Linked DNA regions of Homo sapiens: region 1 is linked to region 2. Evidence: chromatin loops called from intact Hi-C (ENCODE). Cell type or tissue: natural killer cell. All regions are shown on one strand. Links, peaks and the distances in the headings refer to the core of each region. The heading gives the core; the rest is flanking DNA. Region 1 overlaps LINC01934 (long intergenic non-protein coding RNA 1934). Region 2 overlaps LINC01934 (long intergenic non-protein coding RNA 1934).

Region 1 (15,614 bases), core at 4,291-12,290, 110 kb before region 2:
TACTCTCACCACCCGTTTTCTACACAGTACTGGAAGTCCTAGCCAGAGCAATCGGGCAACAGAAAGAAATAAAAGGCATCAAAATAAGAAAAGGAGTCAAATTATCTTCCTTCGCTGATGGTATGATTCTATACCTAGTAAACACTAAAGACTCTGCCAAAAGGCATCTAGACCTGATAAACGACTTCTGTAAAGTTTCAGGATAGAAAATCAATGTACAAAATTCAGTAACATTTCTATACACCAATAACATTCAAACTGAGAGCCAAATCAAGAATGTAATTCCATTTACAGTAGCCGCACATACACATACAAAGATACCTAGGAATACATCTAACCAAAGAAGTTAATAATCACTGCAAGGAGAACTTTAAAATACTGCTGAAAGAAGTCAGAGATAAAGCAAGCAAATGGAAAAACATTTCATGCTCATGGATGAAAAGAGACAGTATCAATAAAATGGCCATGACCCCCTCTCCATGCAATCTACAAATTTAACATATTACTATCAGACTACCAAAATCACTTTACACAGAATCAATTTCACCAAAACAGCATGGTACTGGTACAGAAACAGTTTTTTTTTAATGAAGTATCCCTGTTGTCTCATATTGAGATTCTGAAGCCATGTACACATTCAATTTAATAAAACAGACTTTATATTAGAAACAAATTCAGAAAACAATATTTTGCTATTTTGAAACTTTTTAAAAGGCTAGTCCTCCCCTATGTAAATAATTCTTCTTATCCATGATTATTAGAAGTATTTTATATTGAGTAGTCCAGTGAGGATTTTTGTTGGTCCCCTTAGGATCCCAATCATCCCAGTTGCTCCTTTGCTCCTAAAGTGCATGAATCTACCCTCACCTCAGATGATGGGCTCACAGTTTCTTCCACCAGCTGTCATCAGAAAGCCAATTAAACTGTTGTGTTAAATAACATAATTGCATATTCCAACCATCTTTCAAGTTGCTCTAAATTCTTCCTTGGATCAAAGAACTGGACTAACAAAAACCTACATAGTTGAACTGCATGAACTTTATCCTTCATGGAGTTTGCATCACTGAATTGTCCACTGGTGGTAAGATGGGCTTTTCCAAAAGATCAAACAGAAAACAATACATTAATATTTTTGCTTCAGCAATCGAGTGTTGAAACCATAATGTGTATTTATTGTAATATGCTCTCTGTAAATCCTCTTGTAAGAAATCCCATTAAGAAATTATTGTTAAGAAAAATGTTGCTTTATCTGAATAATTGGCATACTTTTCCCATATAGATACTGAGAAATGATATGACTGAATATATTCTTCTTTTAAATTGGCTGCCATGAATCTTAAAGCCAAATTTGAAGCTTAAATTTGAAAGCTCAAATATACAAAGATACCTCTCTCTCATATTGACTCACACAGATATACATAAATTCACACATATTGACTCTAGTCTTTTCTTTTTTTAACTCTTATATACTAAGAAAAATATCCTGATTATTTTCTACTATCATTTTTTTTAAGTTTTAAAAATAATTCACCTCAATTATTTTGTGGGACAAAAAAAGGATTTCCTACTTCTACTACTGTCAGTACTAATAATATCCAGCAACTATTAATGAGAATTACTTTGAGCTCAATTGCTAGGACTATTTCTCCATTAAAAATGAAGTCATTAAAGTTCAAGAGGTTAAATAACTGATTCACAGTGTCACCACTAGTAAATGTCAGACTCAAGTTTTGAAGCTAGGTCTTAGGTCCGAATTTAATCTTATATATTTAACCACTGTGGAATGTTATAAATAACAAACATACAATTTACTAATTTCTCTAACAGAAATTAGTAAAAAAATTATCTAATAGAAATTTTAACAGTATACTGATTTGAAATCATGAACCATTGTTATGTGTCAATCTTTATTTTCCATTTTTAGTGATATTTGTATCTCACAAATAGAGCTTAATACTCACTCTGTTGATTACAGGCTGATATATTAGGTTAAGCAAAATACTTTTGCACCAATCTAATAGTTTGGATGTCCCATCCAAATTTCATGTTAAGATGTAATACCCAGTGCTGGAGGTGGGGCCTGGTGGGATGGGTTTGGGTCATGGGGGCAGATCCTTCATGGCTTGATTCTGTCCTCATGATAGTGAGTGAGTTCTCATGAGATCTAGTTGTTATAAAATATGGCACTGCTCCACCCAACTCTTGCTCCTGCTTTCATTATGTGACATATCTGTTCCCACTTTACCTTCTACCATGAGTAAAATTTCTCTGAGGCCTCCCCAGAAGCCAAACAGATGCTGGTGGTATGCTTCCTGTACAGTCTGCAGAACCATGAACCAATTAAACCTCTTTTCTTATAAATTGCCAGTCTCAGGTATTTCTTTATAGCAATGCAAGAACAGCCTAATACAGAGGCCATTCCTTCTATCTTTGTACCGCACACCATAACAATTCAGGGGCTTATACACAGTTATAAGGCAGAAAATTATCAAAAAGTTTTTAACTTAACAAAAACAACCAAAAACTTATCAATTAAACATAAAGAAACTATTCTTGTGTTACTTAACTTAGAGACTGAAACTTAATACTACTCTGCTTCACTATTGGCTTCCTTGGTCACTAGCAAACTCATACTGCATTAGATTCCAAAATCAAATGCCTGAAAGATATGTTAGAAGTTATGTTTTGTGTGTCTGCCTCACTTGATTTCCCTCAAATCCTAGCACCTAATTCTAAGCCCCCATGTACAAGAAGTGTACTCTATTATATCAGTCTTAACATAAAGGTAGTTTCCTTGCAATAGTCTTCCTTTGAAAAATGGATCTGAGAATGACAAGTAGAAGGTGGCTGCCTACATTTCCTGCTAGTGGTAAGCATAATTTAGATTGTAGATTCTTGGAAGACTGCCATGTAGACAGGTGGTTTTCTACATTTTTATTCAGCGCTCATATTTCTAAGTGCTGAGAAACCACAGTTATAGATGGTATAAAATACATGGCTAGATATTCAAGGAATTAGTTTAAGTCAAATATTCATCAATTCTATCTTCTAACATTTGCTCTCTGGAGTCAGGAACTAAATATTCAGATGCCCTAGTCTATCAAATCGTGGCATGTTAGACCTCAAAGCTTTGTATGGAATTTTCTATAAGTGCTGTTTCTCATTCCCATAGGGAAGTGAAAGCTATCCTTTAAATATAAAGACTGTCAAATTAGACCAGCTTTCTCAACTTATTTATTAGCAAAAGTGAAACAACAAAAAACAGTGTTTAAGCTTGTCTGTATTACATACACAATCCAAAAATGTACTTTATTCATTTACATGCATCACTTGATAGACAAAGTTAATAATCTTTAACAATTACTTTTATTGTTATAAAAGCAAATTGAAGTTATGCAAGGTTCTGTATATGCTTTATTTTACAAGTCAGAAATCAATATTATTATATAGATCACTATCAAAGCAGGCTTCTTTCTTGGCCTCCAAATCTAATCAATTACAAGCAAACTTCCTAACAATTTCTCAAACCCGTCCTTTTCTCCTCATCACCACTGACATGGCTTTTGTTCAGGCAACCATAATTTCTGGTCTGATTAATTACCGTTGTCCTAACCGGGCCAAGTTTATCCTCTTTTGATCTATGCCTCACATTACCACCAGGGTGTTATTTCTAAGAGTCAGTGCCAATTTTGCCACTCCGTTGTTTAGAATCCTTTAATAACACCCAAAAGACTATAAAGGATAAATCCTGACTGCTTATTATGTCACACAAGGCCATTTTAAATCTGGTATCTACTACTCATCCAGCCTCATCTCCTATCACTCACTCCCACTCCTTCATCCTAGGAATTCGCAAAATGCTTTGCATATAGTTGACAATCAGTATGTAGAATTAATGATTGAATTGTTTTAAGACATTGATACACAGAAAGGTTAAGTGACTTGTTCACTATCAATACAAGCTGCTATGGCTACTAATCCATTTTTTGCCACTTTATAAATCCACCAAATAATAAAAGAGGTAAGCAATTGCCTTGCTCTCTACATGATACATCCATTAGAGCACACTTAAAGTATTGAGTGTTCAGCCCTGAGTAAAATTTTTTCTCCCTTAAATAATACAGATTATAAAAATTGGATAAAAATGGGGTCAGTCTCTGTACCAAGTTAAGAAATTGCTCCTGTATTCATATTCTTCATTAATACCTTCTCCGAGTCTGGTCCTTCACTATATAGGCACATCTATTCAAACCACATGCTGTCAGTTGCCTTGCATATGCTTCCCCTATGGGCTATTTCAAGGGAATTACCAGCTTTCAAGCGAGGTCTTGGAGTAATGTGTAGGCTTCAAGCAACTGTGTGCTATTTTACCGTTATCCCTTATGTCTTTGACAATTTGCAATTTTATAAATCACAACATAAACATAATTTTAAAATAATTTTAGTCATATGTTTCAACTCTCATAGGAAATTGTGCTATGCTTAATGTATTTAATAAATCATTAAATAAACCAAATGAAAGTAGAATGTGATATAAAGAGACATGAAAGGCTTTCCCTGGATGAAATTTAACTTTACAAATGAGTCAAGAGACTTGACCAAGGGTAAGGCAGCCAGAATGTCTCAAGGGGGAAAAAACGGCAATATACAAACAATTGCATATGATTCCATGTTAAAATAACTCCTGCCTTTTCTCCCTGTCATATGGATGCAACTATTTTCTCTTATAAGTTTATGTATCGTTCACTCTGAACCTTAAAACTTTTTCATGTTACCCTTTGACAAGGCTCATCATAGAACGATATTTCAGGCCCATGGAAGTTTTAAACAGTGAATTATGATTCTTTCTTTCTGAAATCTTTAAATCTCTCTTTGCTTTTCTTCTGTTCTTGCTGGCCTCCCCAATATTTTATACATGTACAATAAATTATATGTGATCTCTGCCCTTGATATTCAGTGCCAAATGTGATGGAAACTAAGGCTTGTACCATTCTCTTCACTCTTGAATCTCCAATTCTGGTTTGGTAAAAGTCAAGGGTATCATTAATTATTTAATAAATGTTATGAGCATCCTTAACAATACAAGTTTCAATTAATTTTATTAAAAAGCATATACTATGCAGCACTTTATGGTAGAAACAAAGTTACTATGAATAAAATAATTTAATCATACAGACAAAGAAGATTCAACTATTTTCTCTCTCTTACATCCTTAAGTGATGTCATATTGATGAATTGTTGGGTGAACAATAATTTCTAACTAGGAAAGAGAACATAGAGAAAGATTTTAATTTCCCCGATTTACTTTTTAAGGCAAGATTTTGCTATTTGGCTTGTATTTGGAATTACAAGACCGAGGCCTAGCTCAAATGTAAACTAATTTTTAGAAAGCTGCCTAATCTCCCCTAACCTTCAATTTCTTAACCTGGAAATTAAAAGGGTTGGATTGGATCATTTAATCTCTAAATGCTCCCCAAAGCCCCTTCTACTTACAGCATTCTGCAATTTCATTTTGCTTTTTGTACATAATTTCTCACTCCCACTGTGATATTTTTCATATATCAGAAATGTCTTATTTATTTTGTTTATGGTTCAATGTTAAAATAAATCTTTTATTTGCATAAACATTCAGGGAACATAACATTTTCCTCTTATTCAGAAAGAAGAGCACAACCTCCGGGGGATGACATACACCATAAGATCTCTCAAAATTATTGTCACATTTTTATCGCGATCATACCTTGAGAATGGGAGTCTGAACCCCTTATTTCAGACTGATAAGGAGACCAAACAGTTATCTAGAACAAATACATATATATACATTTTTTTGAGATCTCACTTTGTCCCCCAGGCTGAAATGCAGAGGTTCCATCTAGGCTCACTCCAGCCTCAACCTCCCAGGTTCAAGCGACCTCCTGCCTCAACCCCCCAGGTAGCTGGGACTACGGGCTTGTGCCACCATGCCTGGCTAAGTTTTGCATTTTTCTGTGGAGATGGGGTTTTGCCAGGTTGCCCAGGCTAGTCTTCAACTTCTGAGCCCAAGCAATCTGCCCTCCTCAGCCACCTAAAGTGCAAGGATTATAGGTGTGAGCCACCGCGCCTGGCTAGAACAAATACTTTTTAAAAAATAATTGGACCTTAAAGACAAAAAAAAAATTAAAAGACTTATAATGGCCATAACTAATATTTATATAGTACTTATCATTAAAAGACTACATGCTTTCAAAAATAGGCTCCAGAGTAGAAATAGGTTTTCTACATAAATTAACGTGATGGAACTGAAGCACCAAGAGTTACTTGCTTCTTGCTTAAGAATAGCAATTGAGGCCGGGTGCGGTGGCTCATGCCTGTAATCCCAGCACTTTGGGAGGCCGAGGCAGGCGTATCGCAAGGTCAGGAGATCAAGACCATCCGGGCTAACACTGTGAAACCCGGTCTCTACTAAAAATACAAAAAAATTAGCCGGGCGTGGTGGCGGGCACCTGTAGTCCCAGCTACTCGGGAGGCTGAGGCAGGAGAATGGCGTGAACCCGGGAGGCGGAGCTTGCAGTGAGCCGAGATCGCGCCACTGCACTCCAGCCTGGGCGACAGAGAAAGACAGCGTCTCAAAAAAAAAAAAAAAAAAAAGCAATTGAATCCAGCTGCTTTCCACTAGGTGAAGAGTCAAATATTGTAAAGTGGAAAATATCTCAGGGTGTCTGCCCATCCCACTTCTCCTTCGAGAAGGGTCACTCACTGTCTTTAGTAGCCATTTTTGTACTTTGCTCCCTGCCCATAGCTGATCCGACTGTAAGTGGAAACTCTCCCCTTGCATAGTCAATCCATTGGCTGAATTATAACAATGAATATTTCTAGTAATTGGGTGAAGAGACACTAGCTAGTTGGTCAGTGGCACTCAAGCTGGAAGGCTATGTAAGCTAGGAGTGGGTGCCACATGCACCCTGAACTATCAAGAGAAAGATAGAGGAAGGGAGGGAAACAGAGAAGGAGAGGGGTAAAAAGGGAGAAAGGGGTGGATAGGAGACAGGGAGAGTAAGAGAGAGAGGAGCGAGAGAGACAAAGATGAGGGTGGGGATTCAGACAGAAAAAGAAAGATAAAGAGCTATATCTCTACTCTTGGGTTGTATTTTAAAAATTATGCATCCCAATAAATTCTCCTCTTTAATTCAATCTAATTTGAGTTGATGATTTTTTCTTGTAAGATATCTTTCTATAAGACCTAATGACTCTCAAATCAGTCCAGGATTCTTTCCCTAAACTCTCTTTTACTGGGCCAATGTGGTATCTAGTAACTACTACTACTATTTGCAAAAGTAGGTAAGCGGCTTCCACTAACTATGAAACAGTTATCTATTTCCATAAATGATAGCTTGGCACCAAATACATTTAAAATGTGATGTGATTTTTTTTCTTTTTCTTTTTCTTTTCTTTTTTTTTTTTTTTTCACTGTAAAAGATCAATATTCTTTCTAGTCAAATTCCAGAAATAAAAAGAAGCCAAAGAATGAGTTCAGTGAGATCCTGGATTTTCCCTTTCTCTACTTTTTCTGCAGAAAGTACGTTTTTGCTCTACTAGTTGTTATTAGAAAGAATATATTATGTAAAGTGATGGAAACTACAATTGATTTATAAGAGTTTTTGTTATTTCTGATAATTTATTATGCCCCTGAGAGTACAAAACTACTTAAAAATGCTTTTTTGCATTACAAATTTTAATACACCAGCATGGGAACGATTTAGGTTGCATTGAGTTTGAAAAAGTGCAAAAATATTGCTTCTGACATCAACAATTGATCCCCTAATTTAAAATCCTTTTTCTATGTATATCTGTCAGGTTATTTGGGTATACATTGGTATATGACATCAATTAGAAAAGAACCATTATGAGTGACATAGAAAAAAAAAATGGGTAGGCAGCGGTAAGGAAAGATGGACCTCAATGGAGAGGGGAAGACAAGGATAAACTGGTTCTGAGGCCAGCTTCTCATGACCTCCAACTTCTCCAATGCTGTGACTGTTCTGTGATGGAAACTGCAACTGATTCATAAGAGTTTGTGTTATTTCTGATTACTCCCTAAGCTCAGACAAGCAGCAAACTACTTAAAAATGCCTTCTGCATTATAAATTTTAATAAACTAGTGTGGAAAAAGCTGGAGCTTATTATCACAGAGCTCAACATGCACCTTACTTGGGAATCAGAAGCTGCAGGCCTTGCCAGGAGCTGGAGGAGCTGCAGGCCCGCCACTGCTCAGCACCAATAAGGTGAGCCCTCAGACAAACAGCAACACTAGAGGGCTGCAAACAGAGCAGTGCCCTCAAGTGACCTTCCCAGCATAAAAGAATATGCTTTCTACTTCACTTCCACCTACCACATCTTATGCACTGTGTCTCTTGCACCTCACATTAACCCGGGTTAGGGTTAGGGTTAGGGTTAGGGTTAGGGTTAGGGTTAGGGTTAGGGTTAGGGTTAGGGTTAGTGCACATCTTATGCACTGTGTCTCTTGCACCTTACATTAACCCAGAAGTACGCAGGCAAAGAATAGAGGGAAATACCCTTCCAGCTTAGTTAACTCAACATCATGTATATCCACCACACTGTGGTTCTTGCTTGCTATCATCCTCTTATTGGTGAAAAACCAACAAAGCCCAAATCATAACTTCCTCATTGATTTGACAAATTATTCTTGGGTTAAAACAAGAAAAATTATAACATTACTAAGTTTCAAGTTTAGTTTTTTTTTCGCACCAGAAACACAGTGTTTTGCATACCATAAGTGCTCATGAATATTGATAAGTTGAATTACATGAAATCAGGTGCTTTACAACCCACAATATGGGCTTGACCTAATCCCTCCTTGTTATCTGTGTTATTTTCCCTTGACCAGATTGAGCCACATATTTATTTTTCATTTACTGTCTCTTGCCAGCTCTTTATTGAGTACTTGCCAGTAATATACAACATAATATAACCTATGGTTAGTTCCCATGGCTCTTGAAATTTTTCAAATTATAAAGAGAGAGTGTCTAATGACAAATAGCTGGATTTCTAAAATATTCATGTAAATAAAAACTGTATGACTGGAGTTGTTGTGCTGCACTATTCTGAAGGGATAAACACAACATTTAATTTGTTTTACATTTTGGCTGTTTGCAAAGCTTTCCTGGGTTGTACGGGTCATTTTTATGTAAGATAAATCGACATGTCTCCTGTTAGTAGAGCTCTGCTTTTTCCAATAGTTTCTTAATGTTTGAGAAGTCATGGAATCCTCATAAGAATGTATGAAAGTTATGTACTCTCTCTCTCTCTCTCTCTCTCTCTCTCTCTCTCTCTCTCTATATATATATATATATATATATATATATATATATATATATATATATATATAGATGATTTCATACAATTGTAAAGGAGTCAGAGACCCTCTGTAGCCATCTACAGATCCTCTGGAAAGCAAATAGACCTCAAATCTAAAAACTTCTATTCTTGACTAATGATGATCGTTATGAAGAAGATACTTGAAATCTCTAAGATATTAATTCAAATGTATCATAACTACATTAAAATCTCCTCGTGGGGGTGGAAATACTTAAATTACATTAAAAAAAAAACCTGCAAGCATCTCTACCAGGCAGTGACTCTGTGACTCTGACACCGTTTTGGTGTTTACAGGCTGCCTCTTCCATACTGTCTGTGTTTTTATTTCTTTTCATTACCATTTTGACCACCTGCCTGGTGTTCTAACACAGTTCTTTCTAACTTAATTGATGCCCAATTCGTGTGTTTTAATACATTTTAAATTACCACATATTATATGGATCTTACTCTTTATGAAAATGTTCTCAAATTTTTAAATCATGTTTTTACATTTGATGCATGAACCTCAAAATTATTTTCATTCCATGTGGTGCTGATCTAATGTCAAGGTTTGGATACTGTTGACAATCTCCAAACAAAAGAAGAGATTTCTGTTTTAGTAATTGATCCCAGTTGCTTTTAGAAAGTAGGTTCTCATAATTTAAAAATGTCCAGTTTCACAAGGAGAATTTTTTTCAGCCTACACACATCTGTATAGATTGTCCATCGTCTAAATCACAAAGCAAGATTCTGATTTTTAATTTGTTCTGGCATGAAATTAGGTGCAACATCTGTTTTGCACATGTTTTACCTTTTTATCCCTTTTGCTCATTACTGCAGTTTTCCTACCCAAAGATTTCCAACTGAAAATGTTTTTGAAACCTTGATCTGTATTCTTAAAGGTAAGAAAATTTTTTAAATTAGTTTTCTGTGCTTAAAAAATTAATAAACGTGTTACATTGCCAAAGTGAGTAAATCCTCACTTTAGTAAGGTGATCCTCACCAAATTATAAAAAAGAAGCACTTACATATCACTGTGTCTAAAACTGGCTTCTCTTTAGCAAGGTGGTGAGGAAGATATAACGTATTACTGAGGTGTTACCATGCCCTCCTGACATAGCTGTAGTTTTGCCTCGGATGAGGCAATGTGGACACCATACCCTCCTGCATAGGTTCTGCTTTGGGGGTTGGCCAGAGCTCTGTCTCCCTGAACTCCATCCAGCCGAAGCCTGTGACTCCCAAAAAGGTAAGAAAGAGGGAAAATGGGTTGAGAGGCTGTTACTGATATGCTGCATTAGAAGATGAAAACTTCATAGTAAAATATCATAGGTGGGGACAAAAGAGAACAGTATATTCTAAAAAATTTTACTGAATCATTTTTTTTTTCACATACAGTCAGGCAGCCATGGGGATATGTTCTGAGAAATGCATTGTTAGGTGACTTCATCATTGTGCAAATATCATAGAGTATTCTTAGACAAACCTAGATGATATGGCCTATATACACCTAGACTATGCAGTATAGCCTATTGCTCCTTTGGCTGCAAACTTGTCCAGCATGTTACTGTATTGAATAATGTAGGCAATTTTAACACAATGGTAAGTATTTATGTATCTAAATATAGCTAAATATTGAAGAGGTACAGTGAAAATATGATATGAAAGATTTAAAAATGGTATGCCTGCATAGGACACTTACCCCTGAATGCAGCCTGCAGGACTAGAAGTTGTTTTGGGTGAGTGAGAGAGTGAGTGATGAGTGAATGTAAAAGCCTAGGATATTACTGTACACTACTGTAGACCTAATAAACACTGTGCACTTAGGCTACACTACATTATTTTTAAAAACTTTCTTCACTAATAAATGAACCTCAGCTTACCCTAAGTTTTAAATAAACTGTAATTTTTAAAACCTTTTGACTCTTTTGTAATAACATAACTTAAAACAAAACACATTGTATAGGTATACAAAAATATTTTATTTATATCTTTTCTATAAGCTTCTTTCAATTTTTAAAATTTCATCTTTATACTTTTAAACTTTTCATTTAAAATGAAGACAAAAACAAACACGTTAGCCTAGGCCTACATGGGGTCAGGATCATCAATATCACTATCTTCCACCTCCACCTCTTGTCCCCCTGGAAGGTCTTCAGGAGCAATAACATGCATGGAGCTGTCATCTCCTATGATAACAATGCCTTCTTCTTCTGGAATGCCTCCTGAAGGACCTGCCTGAGGCTGTTTTACAGTTAACTATTTTTAAATAAATAAAAGCAGTACATGCTAATAATGATAAAAAGCATAATAAATGCATAAGCCAACAACCTAACATTTTATTATCATTATTAAGTATTATATACTATGCATAATTAAATGTGCTAGACTTTTATACTACTGGTATGGCAATAAGTTTGTTTACACTAGCATCACCACAAACACTTGAGTAATGTGTTGTACTATGAGGCTACCATGTCCCTAGTGATAGAAATGTTTCAGCTCCATTATAATCTTAGGGGACTGCCATTGTATATGCAGTTCGTTGTTGACCGAAACATTGATATGCAGCACATGACTGTATTTTTCCTTTCTTCTGCCCTCAGATTTTCAGCTGCTAAGCAGATTTCTTTTCTTTTCTTTTTTGTTTTTCTGAGACAGAGTTTCGCTCTTGTTGCCCAGCCTAGAGTGCAATGGTGCGATCTTGGCTCACTGTAACCTCCATCTCCTGGGTTCTAGTGATTCTCCTGCCTCAGACTCCCAAGTAGTTGGGATTACAGGCACACATCACCATGTCTGGCTAATTTTTGTATTTTTAGTAGAGACGGGGTTTCACTGTGTTGCCAGGTTGGTCTTGAATTACTGACCTCAGGTGATCCACCTGCCTCGGCCTCCCAAAGTGCTGGGATTACAGGTGTGAGCCACTGTGCCCAGCCTAAGCAGATTTCTAAATTCCTTGCTTAGAGATACTTGAAACCCTTTCCTTCTCTCCCTAAAGATTCTGCTGGGTGATGGGGAGGGGAGGAAAGAGGTAGATGGCTCTGAGAAGACTAAGAGGGGTAGGAGAGATTCCTTGGGATTGGAGAAAAAAACTGTGTGGGTCCCTTGTTAGTGTGTGTGTGTGTGGGGAGGGTTTGTCTCCAGGGTCAGAAGTCACATACATATGATACCATTGTGTGAAAACAATAACCATCATTCACCAGCGTCCAGAAGGAAACCAAAATAAATATACCTGAAAATTAAAGGAACTTGTATTTAAATAGTTCGCTCTTCTTCTAGTCTATAATATTAAAACTTTTATGAGCATTGTTTTCCTTTTAAATGAAAAACATTCACAAAATGAAGATGATAACCTTTTTTAGCTGTTTTCCAAAAGAAGGCCAGTTGGAGCCACATAATTTAGGTGCCTCAAGCTATCTTTCTTCTAATTACTGCATGAATTCATCTCATCATCATTATCAGGTAACTTTAAATGTACCCACACAGGCTGAAGCATTCCTGGAAGTGCATTTCTCTATGGAAGATAATGCTAGACACCACAATAAAAGAAGCCAAATGTGTTAAAATGCAAGGTGAAAATTAATAAGAAAGAATTCTGACTATCTTTTAAAAATATTCAGTATTGTACAATTGTGCACATTTATCAAATTTCTGGTTTCCCCCACATAATTAGAAAGCTCTAATTTGAAAGATATCACTTTAAATAAATATTCTGTTGTTCAATTCTTTGAGAAATCTCAGAAGCTGAAAATACTAATTTATGATAGGCGAGGAAATCACTCACCAAGAAAAACAACCTGATATCCACCCTAAAACAATGCCGTGGTTTGGTTCAACTATCCCTTACTAAGCCACTTTCAAAATTAACATTGAGAAACGGTAAATTTTTTTGACAGTATTCCTTTTGCAAAACATTAAATAACTACAGAAAACACAAAGATTTCTAAATCTTCCTAATTATGTCTTCACTTATATGCATTTTTAATGAAGAACTCAAAGTAATTGCTAACTCTGGAGTAGTGGAGTATACAAATCCATTTATTTTGTTTAAAAAACATGCAGCTGTCTCTTTGAGAGCCTTTAGGAGGTGAAGCTATATGACTCCCCACCGTGGGACATTCTTAGCACTTATAGCTTACACACAGAATTTTCCACCACTTGTTCTTTACACTTAGTAGTGAATGGCTAAATCTGGAAATACTGTTTCTTGCTACTAAAAAAATAGCACTACACTCGGTAGTCTAAAGACTTGTTTTATATTCAGCAAATTTCTGAAACCCAGAGTGTAAAATTGGGTGTAAAAAGTTCCATGACAGCCAACTATTGCATCTTTTAAGTAGCTTTAAAAAATAAACTTTTAGAGCAATTGCAGATGTTTTTGTTTGCCAGCTTAGACCTGCATTACTTTTCATCAATATCAGGAGGGTTCTGAATGAATGCAGGGTTATGTCCTAGGCACTTAACAAAATATATGTGAGCACAACTATAAGTAATGAAACATTTTCTCTACCACATATGGACATGTTGGCATTCTATCCAATTATCTTACATGATGATATGGTTTAGCTCTGTGTCTCCACCCAAATCTCACCTTGAATTGCAATAATTCCCTCTTGTCATGGAAGGGAGCCGGTGGGAAGTAATTGAATCATGGGTGGGTGGGTTTTTCCTGTACTGTTCTCATGATAGTGAATAAGTCTCATGAGATTTGATGATTTTATTAAGGGGACTTCTCCTGCATAAGCCCTGTTGGCTGCCACCATGTAAGACGTTTCTTTGCTCTCCCTTCCTCTTCTGCTATGATTGTGAGGCCTTCCCAGCCATGTGGAACTATGAGTCCATTAAACTTCTTCCCTTTATAAATTACCCAGTCTCAGGTATGTCTTTATTAGCAGCATGAGAACAGACTAATACACATGGCAAGTACATGGTATTTTCAGCAGATAATTTTGGGCAGTGACATGGGACAAGGAATTGGCAGCATCTGGGGGTGGGAAAGACTGTATCAGCACTGGCTGTTCCTGTGGTCACTTATCTTCCTTTGAGCCCCATTCCTCACCTCTGTAGAATGGAGATTGTATTAATTATAATAAATCTGATGTGATGATTGACTGCTAATATCATATATGGAAAATATGGAGTCCAGGGTCTCGTGCAGAGTCTTTGATGACATTGAGATTATTGTGGCTATTACTAAGAGGATGACGACTGCAGCACATGCTGCCTGTGTTCCTCCCAATTCTCTCAGATCTCTTTTGATCTGCCTGGATATGGTGCTTCCATTTTCAAAAGCCATACCTGTGATACCTCCTCAGAGGGCTACTCTCTGGCTGCCAGAGCCTATGATTGTTGTGAACAGAGAACAGCGAGTAGCTGAAAACTTACATCCTTACCATTAATGGGACTTGTGTGGGTGTAAATATCCCATTTACCCAGCACCTGCCAGGGTGATCTCTGAGGTATGGCCTGCATGCCTCCAGAGCTTCTTCATCTCACTAGAACTTGGCTTAATCCACCCTGGCTTGGCCTTCTCTCCTTCCCAGTCCCACTGTCTGTTCCTTTTCTTTTTTTCCCTGGGAATATTTCTTAGTAACCTACTTTTCCACAAATTCTCATCTGAGAGTCTGCTTCTGGAGAGCCCTAATCTAAGGTAGCAATGAAGAAAGAGGTCAAGAAGAAGAGAAGAAAGATGGATGTAATGGTTAATTTCACGTGTAAATTTGACCGAGCCACAGGTACCCAGTTATTTAAGTATTATTTAAGTGTGTCTATGAGAATGTTTCTGGGTGAGATTACTATTTGAATTAATAGACAGAGTAAAGCATATTTTCTTCCAATGTAGGTCTCATCCAATATCTTGAAGGCATTAATAGACCAAAAGACTGAGAAAGAGAGAATCCACTCTCTCTGCATGATGGTCTTTGAGTTGAGACACAGGTCTTCTCCTGCCTTTGGACTTGTTGGACTTGGACTGGAACGTACTCTATTGGCCCTCCTGGTTATCAGTCTTCAGACTCCAGAATTGCGTGATCCAATTTAATAAATCTCTCTCTCTCTCTGTCTCTGTGCGTGTGTGTGTGTGTGTGTGTGTGTGTGTAGTGGAGGATTGAGAAGTAAAGTTATTTCTAATACTCTTCACTTAGAGTAACAATAGAGTGTGTGTGTGCTGAATTAGAGTAAGAATAGACTGTGTGTGTGTGGTGAATTACAGTAAGAATTAGAGTAAGAATAGAGTGTGTGTGTGGTGAATTACAGTAAGAATG
Region 2 (15,614 bases), core at 3,836-11,835:
TGCCCTAGAAACAGCCTCTCACACTGAAGGGAGGGGCAGGGCAGGGAGAGCGAAATGGAAGGATCCTTCCCTAGTGATGCTGGTAGGATTCTTTGTCCCTTTCACGATATCCTTCCTAATCTTTTTCTGTGTTTTGGGCCCACAGTTTACTTCCAATAATCCTTCTATTTTTGAAGGCCTAATGTGTACCAGACCCTTTGCTAGATATTTACCATCCCTTAGCTCATTTAATCTTTTCAGCAACCTAATGCACATCTTGACACTTAGTACGAGCTAGATAACTTGCAGGGCTTAATACAAAATGAAAATTTGGAGCGTGTGGTCCTAAAGACAAGTAAAATTGTCATGACAGATTATAATATATAAAGCACTTACTTTTCTTTCGCAGCCTCTTTCTCAGGACCTTCTTCATTTGCTAATTAATGTTGTGCTCCTTGAGCACGGGAACACTCACCAGACTAGTGAAGAGGCTCACAGATGCTCACAGGTGTCCCCAGTCTCGCCCTGTGTTGTGTGCACTCACCTGAACACGTGCAGCTCATCAGGTGCTAGATTGCCCCTCTTGCTGACTACCCAATCAATGCATCATGCCCCAGCTCTGGGGGTAGGGGCATTGGGCCAGGCATCTTCCCTTCCTACTAGCCCAACTCCAACCCGAGGCAGATAGGACACACTAGGAAGGTACCTGGATCACAAGTGGATAAAATGTTCATTCCCACCTGTGCAATGTACAATGACACCACTCCAAGACACTGCGGGGCATGCAAGACCCTCCCCACGCCTTCACCCTGGCCCTTGACAAGGGAGAAGGGCCCCAACAGGCACCATGGGGTGAGGGAGGCCAGTCAGGGCCCAGGATGCAGAGGGGAGGGGAGATGGCAGCCAGAAACCCATCTGGGGTGGTGGGGAAGCCCCCAGCACTTGCTCCATTGTTATTTCTGACTTCAATTACAAATCACCAATGAAAGATATAATTACTAAGAATTTAGAATGGTGACTATAGAGCCTTAAACTAAGTTCAGGACATTTCTGAGGGGGCATGGAGCTTTGTGTGACTGCACTGGTCACATGTCCATGAAGTCAGCTTTGCTAACAAAGAGAAGACATATAATAAATATTAGTTCCTTTCTCTTCCTCAACTATTCTCTCTAATAGTCCGTAGGGCCCCCACCCACCCAATTGAAAGCATGAGGTTTCTTTGACAAAAAAATGGTAGATATATTTCCACCAAGAGAAAAAAAGAATCATTATTTTCTATTTACTCCTTTCTTACAAATGATGAAACTGACTCGGAGAAAGATTAAGTAACATGATAAAATATCCATCTGGTATGTACGTGGTAGACCTGAGTCTGAAACCGGAGTCCTTGGCCTTTCTGTTATGTGCAGCTGTTGGGTAGTAGGAGTGGCAAATGCATGATGAACACTTCCTAATAAATGTGTTGATATCTGATAATGTTTTTACCTACTTTTACCACTGACTTTTAGGAAAAAAAAAACCCAAAACATCTTGACACTTTAAGCAGATGTTTATGACATGTCCAACTTGTATGTTACAGTTTTAATGTGAATGCATCATTTTTTGAGAAAAATAAATCTCCTCCTCATAGATGGCCATCACTAACTTGTTAATTGTTCATGTACAGTATAATGTATAGATAATGTTTCACTGACTCATGCTTTAGAAATAAAGGGTACCTAGTTTTTGTAAACATATTTTTTAATAGTCTTATAAGCTTAACCTTGCACTAGTCTTGAAAGGCACATACATGCCATATATAAGCCTATATATTTTAAATAAATTTCTATTTTCTTCTTTAATACTAATCAAAACAATATATTATATTATCAAAAAATTGGAATATAATGAAAAGATAATAAATACCTCACCACTCTCACACAACCACACTTAATTTTGGTGTATTTTTTTTCTAGTATTGTATGATAAAAATATGCAGTTATAGTCTAGCACTTTGTTTTAAATGAAAGGAAAATCTAAAAGCAACAAGCAATGTCCGCACATATGATTTTATTATTTTGCCAAAGGCACAGACGTGGACTAGAAAGTTTTAAAATATCTCTTCTATATTGAAACTAAAATTACAGCTTTTTATTTTGAAAAATGCTAAAAAGAAAAAGTAAAAATCTCCCAGGATCACCTATGAAGTAAAATTTTCTTCTACTCCACTCACTCAATTCTCTATGCTAGACTTAACTATTTTTAAAGTTTGTATAATCTTTAAAAATAGTTAAGTCTAGCATAAAGAATTAGATATAAAGGTATATATCTTGCTCAAAAATTTTCTCAAATTCATGCTAGATATATGTAGATACACACAAATATACACATTATTATATAATAGGAATCATACTATACATATCGATGTGTAACTGTATTTGTATACTCAATAGCTTGTAACCTCCATCTGGTACTAAAATGGTATATCATACTTTGACCTTATATATTTACTAATGTCTATAAAAGCAATTAAAGCCTACGGGGTAAGATATTTTCAGGTCAGAAAATAACATTTTTAACACTGATATATCTAGAAGTCTGTTAGACATGAAGATCCTTTTTTTTCTGTTTTTTTGAGACAGGGTTTCACTGTGTTGCCCAGGCCGGAGTGCAGTGCCGCAATCACAGCTTACCGGAGCCTCGACCTCCTGGGCCCTAGCAATCTACCCACCTTGGCCTCCCAAAGTGCTGGGATTACAGATGTGAGCCACCATGCCCAGCAAGATACTTTATTGACCCATTATCAATGGGGCATCCTTTCAAAGCAAAAATACTTCGTTCTACCTCCTAACCTCTCTAGACCTTCATTTGTGCCTTTCTGGTAGAACTTACTGCAGTCTGTTTATATTACAGTTAAGAACCCAAGTCAATCCTCTCAACTAAATTACAAAATATTGAGGAAAAGAACAATATATCTTGTTTCTCCTATAGTCTTTAGAAAACAGTGTCTTGCACAAGATATTTCCTTAGTTAATGTTTATTGCTTAAACAAATGCATAAATCAGTAACTCAATTTACTTTGAGTTGCTTCACTAACAGTAGTATTAGGTTTGCACTAATCAAACTCTTAATGTAGTTTTTCTTTGTGATGCACACTTGAGATGACAGGCCAAGTTCAGTGTGTGAGCACTGCCAAAACAATGAATGCACCCATGTAACAACTAAGCCTGAAGTTGTGGTCTCATATGCTGGTAATTAGCAGGGAAATTTCATTATCATTGTAGCCTTTTAAAATACCCCCTCACACTTGACCATTTTTAATCTACTTGAAGAGATCATGACAGTGATAAGCTTCTAAAAACTTCAGCCTTTTTAGTCCCTGTAAGTAGAGACTAAAACCTTATATTAATAAAAAAAAAATCCTTCTGTAAGATTTTGAACTCAAGTTTTATCAAATTGCACACATATGTTTTATTTCTTAGTAAACACATACGCCATGTCTTTGTGTTTGTTTTTCTATTCTTATATATGCTCAAACTTATAAATAGTATTTTTCCTTGTTTCAAGTCCCAATTTCTTCTAGATTTTGATTATGTAAATTTTCAAATGCACCTAAAAAGAGTAGTATAATAAACTTACCCCCCAAACTTCAATAATAATTTAATAAATGTTTAGAGTCCTAAAAGTCAGATAATTTGTTTCCTAGAAAATTTTATGAGATTTCTTGTCAGCCTCCCTTTCAAACTCTAGACACAGTTCTGCACAAAAGTAAACAGGAGAAGAGTCACCTCAAAACAAATAAGTTTCAGGAAGCGAAAACCAGAACCACATGGGCACCCTGAACTGCATCTTTCAAGGAGAGACTGGCCTTATACTTAGGCACCTTGTTTGCAATATAAAGCAGTGAAATGAAGAGTCAAGAAAAGAGAAGGTTGCACGTGATCAATATGTCCTAAATGCTAGCAAAACTTTATGCAGCTGGAACTGCACTGCATCCTGTAGACTACACAGAGGTGGGATGAGGCACGATCCTTGCCATCAAGGAGCTCACACATTTGTAGGAAATGAGAAATTACCTAATTACCAGGAGAAATGTGTACATTTAATTTGAAAAGCCAGAAAGATATCATTATGGTGGTGTTGAATCATTTATTTACTACCTATGTACTTTATTTTTTCTTTCAAAGCAATAATTCCTTTTTACTTTACATTACTAAGAGACATATTAATGATAATAAACATTTAGTAGTTTGGTAGAAAATTCCCACTTTCCTGCCTTTAACTATCAACAAACCATATTGTTAAAAAAGTTTTCATGCAATACGTATGTTACCAATGATCTTTTGTTTCTCTTGTAGCCCATGAGCAACTTTGGCCAGCTAAGTGAAAAGGCATGTAACTTCTTTTTAGTTGACTTATCCACAGCAAAGTTTTATAGAAACTCTTCCTCAGCTTATCCTTTCAGTATGACAATTTACTCTGACCTCAGGCTGACTGCTGGGAGAGAAGGGGGTAAAGTAAAATGAAGTGGAATTATGAAACTTATTCCAAATCATCACTCACATTACATAGTGTCATCCAAGGGCCAGGAGCATAGGGATTCCCTGGGAGAATGCTTGTTAGAAATGCAGGCTCAAAGGCCTTAGCCAGCTCTCCTGGAGAAGAATCTACATTTTAATAAGATCTCCAGCTGATTTCGTATGCCCACTAAAGTTTGAGAACAACTATTCTAAATTGTATTTGATCTCTATGCAGAGCCTGTGACATCATTGCATGATTTTACCCCTCCTCTGATAATATGGTTGCTTAGGATTAGAGAAACAGGTTTCACTTGCCTTTTCTAAATGATATATACACTCATGGATAAATTTGATTTAATAATCTTTTACATAGAAATCTTAGGTTTAAAGCCTTTTTAGCTGCCCTCTATAAAAATTAATACTTGATGATAAGACCTTTGATTTTTAGAAAATGATTAGAATTCTCAGCTAGAAAAGAAAGTCATTTCACATTTCCATAATAGTCAACAGATTTCTCTATCTCTCTATGTAATACTCAGCAAGAGAAAGTAAAGATTAAACACTAAAACCAAAAATATTACATAGAATAAATAGAATTCTTGCCATTAGCATACTCTAACCCAAGCCATTTTGAAAACACATACACACATAATTTCATAGCATATTCCACACCCATTTTCTGCACAGCAAATGTGGATTTAGTCTTTAAAACCTTTTGTTTTCTGAATAACTGCAAAATGTTCTTTTTCCCCTTGATTTTTTGGGGGGTTTCTTGTTTGTTTGTTTTGTTTCTTTGTTTGTTTGCTTTGAGACAGGGTCTTGCTCTGTCACCCAGGCTGGAGTACAGTGGCACAATCATGGCTCACTGCAGCCTCAACCTCCCAGGCCCAAGTGATTTTCCCACCTCAGCTTCTCTATTAGTTTGGACCACAGATGTGTACCACCACACCAGGCCAATTTTTTTTTTTTACATTTTATAGAGGCTGGGTTTCACTATATTTTCCAGGCCAGTCTCAAATTCCTGGGCACAATCAATCCTCCCGCCTCAGCCTCCCAAAGTTTGCAAAATACTTTTAATTGGAGAAAACTGAGAAGGCTAAAGTGCTTTTCATTTTATTATATTCCCTTCTCACATTTTAGTGGAGCAAACTCTGGCTTTTAAAATTATTTAAAATGTGAATAAAATACTTCTTAGTTCACTATTTGTTTCTTGTTTATCTCTAAATGTATTTACACTTCAGCAATGATAGATACATCATATGGTCTCTTGTATCTGAGTTAATATATGTAAGTTACAACTAACTTTATCAGTCCACAAATATTCAACAAACCTCTCCAGATTTACCACTATTATTCAAAACACACATCTGATTTCAATAAACTAACAGGTCCTTAGATAAACTATAATTGAAGGGGTAGAAATGAGATGAACTAGTAGAACCAAAGGAGAATTTGGCTTTGATGGTAAGTGAATGGATCCAGACATTAGTCGTGTGGTCAACTCTAGTGTGGTGATGTGGTTTGGCTGTGTCCCCACTCAAATCTCATCTTGAATTGTAGCTCCCATAATTCCCAAGTGTCGCGGGGGTGACCTGCTGAGAGGTAATTGAATCATGGGGGTCGGTCTTTCCCATGCTGCTCTCATGATAATGAATAAGTCTCATGAGATCTGATGGTTTTATAAAGGGCAGTTTCCCTGCACATGCTCTCTTGCCTGCCTCCATGTAAGATGTGACTTTGTTCTTCCTTTGCCTCCCACCATAATTGTGAGGCCTCCCTAGCCATATGAAGCTCTGAGTCCATTAAAACTCTTTTTCTTTATAAATTGCCCAGTCTCAGGTATGTCTTTTTTAGCAGTGTAAGAACAGACTAATACAGTAAATTGTTACTGGTAGAGTGAGGTACTGCTATTAAGATACCTAAAAATGTGGAAGTGACTTTGGAACTAGGTAACAGACAGAGGTTGGAACAGTTTGGAGGGCTCAGAAGAAGATAGGAAAATGTGGGAAAGTTTGTGTCTTCCTAGAGACTTGAAGGGCTCAGAAAATAGGAAGATGTGGGAAAGTTTGGAATTTCCTAGACCCTTGTTGAATGGCTTTGACCAAAATGCTGATAGTGATGTGGACAATTATGTCCAGACTGAGGTGGTCTCAGATGGAGATGAGGAACTTGTTGGGAACTGGAGTAAAGATAACTCTAGATATGCAAAGAGACTGGCAGCATTTTGCCCCTGCACTAGAGATCTGTAGAACTCTGAACTTGAGAGAGATAATTTAGGGCATCTGGCAAAAGAAATTTCTAAGCAGCAAAGGATTCAAGATGTGATTTGGGTGCTGTTGAAAGCATTCAGTGTTATATATTCAAATATATGGTTTGGAATTGGAACTTACATTTAAAAACAAAGCAGAGCATAAAAGTTTGAAAAATTTGTAGGCTGACAATGCAATAGAAAAGAAAAACCCATTTTCTGAGGAGAAATTCAAGCCAGCTACAGAAATTTGCATAAGTAAGGAGAACCCAAATGTTAATTGCCAAGACAATGAGGAAAATGTCTCCAGGACATGTCAGAGGTCTTCACAGTACCTCCTCCTATCACAGGCCCACAGGCCTAGGAAGAAAAATGGTTTCATGGGCAGGGCCCAGGGCCCCCCTGCTGTGTGCAGCCTAGGGACATGGTGCCCTTGTCCCAGCCATTCCAGCTGTGGCTAAAAGGGGCCAAGGTACCGCTGGGCCCATGGCTTTAGAAGGTGCAAGACTGAAGCCTTGGCAGCTTCCAAGTGGTGTTGAGCCTGCAGGTGCACAGAAGTCAAGAATTGAGGTTTGGGAACCTCTGCCTAGATTTCAGAGGATGCATGGAAATGTCCGGATGTCCAGGCAGAGGTGTGATACAGGGACAGAGCCCTCATGGAGAACCTCTGCTAGGGTAGTGGAGAAGGGAAATTTGGGGTTAGAGCCCCCACACAGAGTCCTCACTGGGGCACTGCCTAGTGAAGCTGTGAGAAGAGGGCTACCATCCTCCAGACCTCAGAATGGCAGATCCACTGACAGCTTGCACTGTGTGCCTGGAAAAGCCATAGTCACTCCTTGCCAGCCTGTGAAAGAAGCGGAGCTAGAGGGGGAGTTGTACCCTGTACAGCCACAGGGACAGAGCTGAATAAGTCCTTGGGTGCCTACCTCTTGCATCAGTGTGACCTGGATATGAGACATGGAGTCAAAGAATATCATTTTGGAACTTTAAGTTGTAATGACTGCCCTGTTGGATTTCGGACTTGCATGGGGCCTGTAGCTCCTTTGTTTTGGCCAATTTCTCCAATTTGGAATGAGTATATTCACCCAAAGTGTGTACACCCATTGTATCAGGGAAGTAACTAACTTGCTTTTGATTCTACAGGCTCATAGGCAGAAGGGACTAGCCTTGTCTCAGATGAGACTTTGGACTGTGGACTTTTGAGTTAATGCTGAAATGTGTTAAGACTTTAGGGGACTGTCGAGAAGACACAGTTGTGTTTTGAAATGTGAGGATGTGAGATTTGGGAGGGGCCAGAGGCAAAATCATATGGTTTGGCTTTGTCCCCACCCAAATCTCATCTTGAATTGTAGCTCCCATAATTCCTATATGTCATGGGAGAGACCCAGTGGGAGGTAATTGGATCATAGAGGTGGGTCTTTCCCATGCTGTTCTCATGATAGTGAATAAGTCTCATGAGATCTGATGGCTTTATAAAGGAGAGTTCCCTACATACTCTCTCTTGCCTGCTGCCATGTGAGACATGAATTTGCTCCTCCTTTGCATTCCACCATGATTGTGAGGCCTCCCCAGTCACGTGGAGCTGTGAATCAATTAAACATCTTTCTGTTATAAATTACCCAGTCTTGGTTATGTCTTTATTAGTAGTGTGAGAACATACTAATACATGTGGGGAGTTGGAGGTGGAACGGGGTAAAGAAAGTGAGACAACTCTTCCTCTTCTTCCTCCTCCTTCTCCTCTCCTCTCCCTCCTCCACCACCACATTCTACTTTCTTTTCTTCACAGTTCAAAGGACTTCTGTCCTCAGCAGTTGGGGAAAGCCAAGATACATCTTCTATAGACTATTCTCTACAATTAGCCACAGGCAGTTTGCTACTAACTGTCCCTAAAGACAGATATCTGGCGGTCTCCACTGTAAACTAAATACATTCATGTTTTTAACACAACACAAAATCATGGATATGATCTTAGTAGTTAGGAAACCCCCCTTAAGTTTGTATTAGGACACGTACGTACCCAATACTGAACCATAAACATAAGACCAACTCAGCATCAAGCTTGCCCAGACCGAAGCTGCCTAAGAAAGGGATGACAGACCTAGGGCTGAGAAATGAAACTAACTTCATCACGGTTCCAGAGGATGTGGGTAGAAATCAAAATTAGACCCTCTAAAAAGGGTATGAAGAGGTGAACTCATGCTTGGCCCATTTTAACATCCAAAAACTTTGGGATCCAAAGTAGTAGGCAGCAACAGGAGCTGCTGGCAGTGGCCATCCTGTAGATAGCCAGGTGGTAGCATCCTTTTGAAATATTTTCTTCCTTTATTAAATGATTTTACTCCCACATTCTACAAATATATGTATCTTCAATTCTACATTCCCTATATTTGGGAATTGGAACATAGGTATCTGAGGGTACAATAATAGTTTCTAATTATTTTTCCTCCTGAGAAATTCTTGGTATCTTCCTCTTTTTGCTTTCCCTATGCCCAAACCCTCTCAATTCTTAAACACTCTTCACCAATCTAAGGTTATTTTGACAGACTTGCATGCTGTAACAAGATGTTTCCTCCTCTTGTCAAACCCATGTGTTTTTCATCCTGAGCAATGGCATTTTAAAAAATTATGTTCTTCAACATTATTTGTAAGGTCAGTGTTTCACTTCCCTATTCTTCTTTCTATGCCAGAATTCACAAATGCAGAAAGAGTTTTGTTGTTGTTTTTTAAATTCCACCTGTAAATCCAACCTTTTCAGTTTCTACCTTAGAATTAAAATTTATAAGAAATACATTCTAAATCATTTTCTCAGTGGTATCATTTCTTCTCAGTATATTCACAAAAGCATGAAGAAGTTGATGGGTTGTAAGAATCTTGGTACACCTCGTGACTTACCATGGAAACTATCCAGAACAGGTGGTCTCCAAATATCACCAGGATTTTTTCTCCAGAGCTGACATCAAAAATCACTATTATTCCATAGAATGTGAAAACCTTCTGTTTCATTAAAAGACCACAGTTTATATTTTGTGAGAAGAACCTTATCAAACTCCACAAGCACAGTTTCTTCAAATTTTTCTCTGTGGCATAATATCTACCTTCACTTGCCAAGATTTTAACTCTAATTTGTTTTCATCTGTCTCCTCAAGGTAGTTTATAATTTATTTATAAGGTATTTATAGTTTATTTTGTTTCTGTGTTATGTATGCTAGCATTTTGTCTAGGAGCTCTTCATTCTTCTAAATAAACTGAAGCCAAACCAGACGTTCCTCAAGAGGTTTCTTAAAGTTTTGTTGTGTTTTCCTCTACCATGTAGTAGTAATATTTTTTGCACACCTTTAGTGTATTTGAAAGCACTCTATATTTTTAAGCCTACCTTCTCTCTCAAAAGACTATATATTCTCCCTAGAATACACTATTTATTTTCAAATACACCCATCCACTATCACCACCACTGCACCTAATACATTCATGACATCAACTAGTGATCCAACAAGTGTTTGTTGAATTATAAAATGGAAAAAAAACATTCTTTTGGTGGCCATAATTACAAGTGAATTATAATTCTTGTAGTAGAACACCAGTGAAAATTATTGAATGATTTGGGGTGGTGGGTGGTTCTTTGAACTCTGAATGTTCACTTCTTGGGTACAAAGGTTACTAATTTTCTGAGTATTAGAAATTAACACTGATGTGCATCACCCAATGAGGCCAAACTCCTTCAGAAACCACAATAGTGTTGTAACAAAATCTACCTTTTCCTGCCTTTATCTGTATTTCCTATTGCTCCTTGCTTTTGGTATATCAGATTCCTAGAAACACTATTTTAAAGACTTATTAGGCTACTTTCCAATCTCTTGATCCTTCCTGTTAGAAATTTTTCATTTTTAATTGAAGATGTTAGATTCCAAAGAATAAAATGCATTTATGTCTTATATTTATATATCTTTACTTTTACCCAATCACAGTGAAACAGAAAATAAAACTAGAAATCCTTGTGTAATATTTTGGCAACTTGCTCTTGGTTTTCTTTTTTTTTTTTTTAGATAGGGTCTCACTCTGTCACCCAGGCTGGAGTGCGATGGTGTGATTATGGCTCACTGCAGTCTTGACTTCCCAGACTGAAGTGATCCTTCCACCTCAGCCTCCTGAGAGGCTGGGACTACAGGTATGCACCACCAAGCCTGACTAATTTTTTTTTTGCATTTTTTTTTTGTAGAGTTGGGGTTTCACACTATTGCTCAGGCTGATTGTTAACTCCTGGGCTCAAGGGATCCACCCACCTCAGCCCTCCACAGTGCTGGCTGGTATTAGAGGTGTAAGCTGCCACACCTGGCCCAGTTTTCAAGTATTTTTAAAACCCCTTTTACAATTGTATAACAACAACAGGAAAAAAAAAAAAAACAACAGATTCTGAAATAGATCAGAGAAACAGAGAGTAAATTCTAATAATTAGAATTAGAGATCAAATTCCAAGGAATTTACAACTCAGCAAATACTAATTATCACCAACATACTGTTCATTGAAACTACTCTTTGGTCTATTAATCTTTATAAAAATTATTCATCTTGAAACCTCCAGGACCTAGCGTTGGGTCTAGTATCTAATAAGTAAGTTTAGTGAATCTATAGACAATATTGGATCACGTACCAAGGAGAGTTAATGATAGAAATAGAGAACATTGATTTATTCTTAAGAAATTTCAGTTTAACAAAGCTGCAACATATAACAAATGTAATATGAATGTTAGAGCATATATATTTATAAGATTGGATACAGAGTTAAATTAGTTTCTTTATTTATAAAGCACATAAAACTTTTTTTTTTTTTTTTTTTTTTTTTGAGATGGAGTCTTGCTCTTTCACCCAGGCTGGAGTGCAGTGGAGCAATCTCAGCTCACTGCAACCTCCGACTTCCTGGTTCAAGCTATTCTCCTGCCTCAGCCTCCTGAGTAGCTGAGATTACAGGCACAGGCCACCACGCCCAGCTAATTTTTTTTTTGTATTTTTAGTAGAGACGAGGTTTCACCATGTTGGCCAGGATGGTATTAATCTCTTGACCTTGTGATCTGCCCGCCTCGGCCTCCCAAAGTGCTGGGATTACAGGCATGAGCCACCGCACACCTTAAAACTTTTAATGTGTTTATGTACACTGAGAAAGGTAGATAAAAGTGAGCAGAATTACCCAAGTTTAGTTTGGCACAAATTTCTTCCCTCATCCCTGCCAAGGAACACTTATTAACATCTTTCAAGAAAGCAACGTTCCATGACCTGGTGCAGTGGCTCACGCCTGTAATCCCAACACGTTATGAGGCCGAGGCAGGCGGATCACATGAGCCCAAGAGTTCGAAAAAAGCCTGGGCAACATGGTGGAACCCTGTCTCTACTAAAAATACAAAAATCAGCTGGGCGTAGTGGCACACACCTGTAGTCCCAGCTACTTGGGAGGCTGAGGCAGGAGAATTGTTTGAACTGGGAGGCGGAGGTTGCAGTGAGCGAAGATCGGGCCACTGCACTCCAGCCTGGGCAACAGAGTGAGACTCTGCCTCAAAAAAAAAAAAAAAAAAAAAAAAAAGAAAAAAAGAAAAGAAAAAGAAAGAAAAGAAAAGAAAAAAGCAGGGTACAGTGTTCCATAAAAAGCCCTTTCTGAAACTGAACTAATGTGATGGCAATGACTGAAACAAGAGATGACTAATCAAAAAAAGATTCATAGACAGGAGTCCTGAACTGTGTCTTGAAGAAGATTCACATGTTCAGAGAATATGGGAAAAGGTATGACAAGGCAAGACTAATATTATGTTCTGTAACTCTTATTTATTATAGAAGGGATGTAAAGAATTGAATATAGATTAGCTTAACTTTATGAATCAACCAAAGATGTCAAGAAAGGAATGTTTAAGTAGAACTTACTAGAATAAATGAATAGTCCCTACTTTAGAAACAGGTTTCACAAAGATTGTACTTGTGAGTATACCTATATAGATGTGATTATGGGTACACAAACCATAAAAAGATGAAAATAAATGCAGTTTGCTAACTATACTAGGTGATACAAATTTAGTAGTATATCCTGCTAGTCCAAAAATGAGTTCCATTATCTGCTTAAGGGACTGAGAGTCATGTTTCAGAGTGCCTATTTGGGTGAGGTGAAATGTATTCAAGATTTTGCACTTTTTTACCAAAAGGAGGAAAAAGAAGTACGTGGGAGTTGGAGATTGGAGGAACATGAGGAAAGATATGAGAAAAAATGATGAATAATGGCATGGCCTGGTGTTATTCTGCCAAACAGTTCTAAGGATGGCTTGGGCAATGAATGAGGAAGAATAATTAAATTCAGCACTAAAGAAGCCACTGTCCAGTGAAACTCTAAGAGTATGGGCTCTGGCACCTAGCAATAAGTTTAAAACTAATATGGAAAAAGGAATATCCCCACCTCTGGACTGAAAGAGAGTAACAATATCTGGTGGGGCCTGGACAGCAGTGGCCAAGCAGTGGTGGCCACCCTCGAGGGCGATGGAGTCTCAGTGAAGGTGCTTTCCCCACGAGGGCATCAGCTGCAGCAGCTGTGGTAGGACTGCTCCCTCCAAAGACTTTCTGGCAGCAAGGTAAAAAACATGAGTGGATTTTTTTTTTCTTGTATGCATGTGAGATGTCCCTGGATATATGCAGAAACAAGTGGTGCTGAAGTTCTATAGTCATATATATAGAATAAAAGAAACATAATTAATTAGTATTAATATTAATGAGACTTTATTTGGACTTAAAGCATGGTCAGACCTGGTGATGTTTATGTAATGTAAAGATATAATGTTTCTATATGGTCCTTGAAAACATACTTCTGGATCAGGGATTGCAAACACTAATATCTACAGGGGATGCGCAATAACCACAAATATTTGTGATATGTCAGGTAGAACACAGTAGGTGCAAAACAGCTCATATTCTAACTAAGCATCACTCTTGTCATGGGATATACCTTTTAAAACATTATTCAAGTATGATCAGAAGGCTGTGTAAAGCTAACAGACCTCCATAATTTCACCTTTGCGTTTGATGCTTCTCTTGATTCTTCAACTGATACTCTAGAATCCAGCTGAAAACATATGATGAATGAATACATAATAAATACATTATTTCTTACTGCTAAAAGCATGGTGGTGATAAAAACTAAATTTTATAATTTTTCATCAACAGTTTGATCCCATATTTCTCCATGAAATGGACATCAACTATAGAACAGGGATATGACTTAATTAATGTTACAAGGGAAAGTAAGAACACTTCTAATTCATTTGCAGCGTCCCCTCATTTGACTAAGAGACATGTACACCAAAATTTCTGCTCCAATTCCTCACAAAACTGTAAAACCTTCCAAAATGGTTCTGCATTCTTCTTTATTTAGCCCATTCAAAGCTAAAGATACTGACTCTTGCCCTGTAGACTGGGCTTGTGCATAGACCCCATAATGTCTCCATCATTTCAGCATCGCCTTCCTCCATGGCCCCAAGATCCAGCACATCAAACTTCATCCCTATAGACCCTTTCAATTCCATCCAAATAGATACACACCAAGGGCAGTCAGTATCCCCAAATGCCCAATTTCAATGCATGCTTTAATGAAATCACACTGCTACAAGTCTATAGAAATAATTTTTCTCTAGTTTGGCTAAATTAATAATGTTAATAATATTCATTCCATATTCCTCTCAATAATAGTCATTGAAATAAAATCCACGCACCATAAAGAAAGAAGTGTAGCTTTGAACACATTCTATCTTTGTGAGTGATGCCCATCACCATAACTAAATGGACAAGCAGTCCCCAAATTCTCATCAAGATGCTATGAATAAACTACTCCATTAAAATTAGCAAATGTATTTGGTCAAAATCACCAAGACTCACATATCACCACGGTAGAAATAGCTTTTCTGGGTTCTAGCCTAAGAAAGTTCAAAAGCAGGGTTTTGAAATACCATTTTTGGCCACTCTGATTTCTCTCACAATAACAAAAGTTGAAACGTAACAGTATCTTTTAAAATTTGTTTCTCTTAAAATTATTTTGAGTCCTTAGGCATGCTTGAAGAAAATGAACAATGGCCAACGCATGACTATTTACCAATTGAGCCGGAAAAGTAAAATGGTGTTAAATGTAACCTTGAGGTTATAGAGTCACTTTCTACAAGAATCTATGTTGTGACAACTTAGCCAGGCTCGTCATCCCACTTTTACTGATGAAAAGTCAACTCAAGAAGCTTCCCAGTTCTCTGGTGCAGACGCTGCCGCCTGACAAGTCTTTCTTGTCTGTAACTGCCCTGGCAGACATGCCGATTACATATGCTTAGTGCATGGATGAAGTTTCAGATGCTTGGGTCTTTAAAAGCACTCCAGCCCATAGGATCTGGAAAGGTTACACCACAGTGACCCCTCTGGTAAAGCATAGCTGATTCCGCTCATCATTCAAAAGGTCAATTCAAATCCATCATATTTGTATGTCCCATATCCAACATCCATTTAACAAACTAAGTGCACTAAATCTAAGAACTTCAAAGAACCACAGGCTTCAGATGGACTTTGAGAAATCACTGAAGACAACTTCTTGCGTATAAGCAATGCTATACTTAAGCCACCCCAGAAAACTATCCTATTTTTAAAGACCATCATAATTTTTCCAGTCTGCCTATATATCCCACTACAAGCCCCTAGCAGGCTTCTTTCTCAAAAAAAATTATTCCTTATAGATTATCTAAATCCTTCTCATCCTGGCTGAAGCATGCTTTTTCTACTCCAATTCTTTGCCAACTCACCATCTCTCCTACAAATTTTCATGGTTTATTTCAGTTGATGGCATCATTTTCTTAGTCATCAAAGGTCTGAATTGTAAACATCTATCT

Evidence for each region. A loop is a pair of places that touch in the nucleus more often than their neighbours do. Peaks named below come from ENCODE experiments on the same cell type or tissue, not always from the same donor. Only the 100,000 strongest peaks of a DNase experiment are listed, where the experiment ranks them.
Region 1: a loop joins it to region 2, with 2.4 times the contacts of the local background. A loop is called at or near these places in 3 of 110 quality-filtered maps.

Annotation. Positions count from the first base shown.
Region 1 is chr2:181,268,654-181,284,267 of GRCh38, reverse strand. All of the region lies in intron 3 of LINC01934 (long intergenic non-protein coding RNA 1934), which reads right to left. Among named protein-coding and RNA genes, the nearest start is that of MIR4437, 29 kb to the left of the region's middle. In natural killer cell, for the core only: no CTCF peak of the experiment used is centred there; DNase peaks (open chromatin) are centred at 8,307 and 8,527; H3K27ac peaks cover 1,013 bases.
Region 2 is chr2:181,158,627-181,174,240 of GRCh38, reverse strand. All of the region lies in intron 1 of LINC01934 (long intergenic non-protein coding RNA 1934), which reads right to left. Among named protein-coding and RNA genes, the nearest start is that of LINC01934, 43 kb to the right of the region's middle. In natural killer cell, for the core only: no CTCF peak of the experiment used is centred there; DNase peaks (open chromatin) are centred at 8,810 and 10,960; H3K27ac peaks cover 3,798 bases.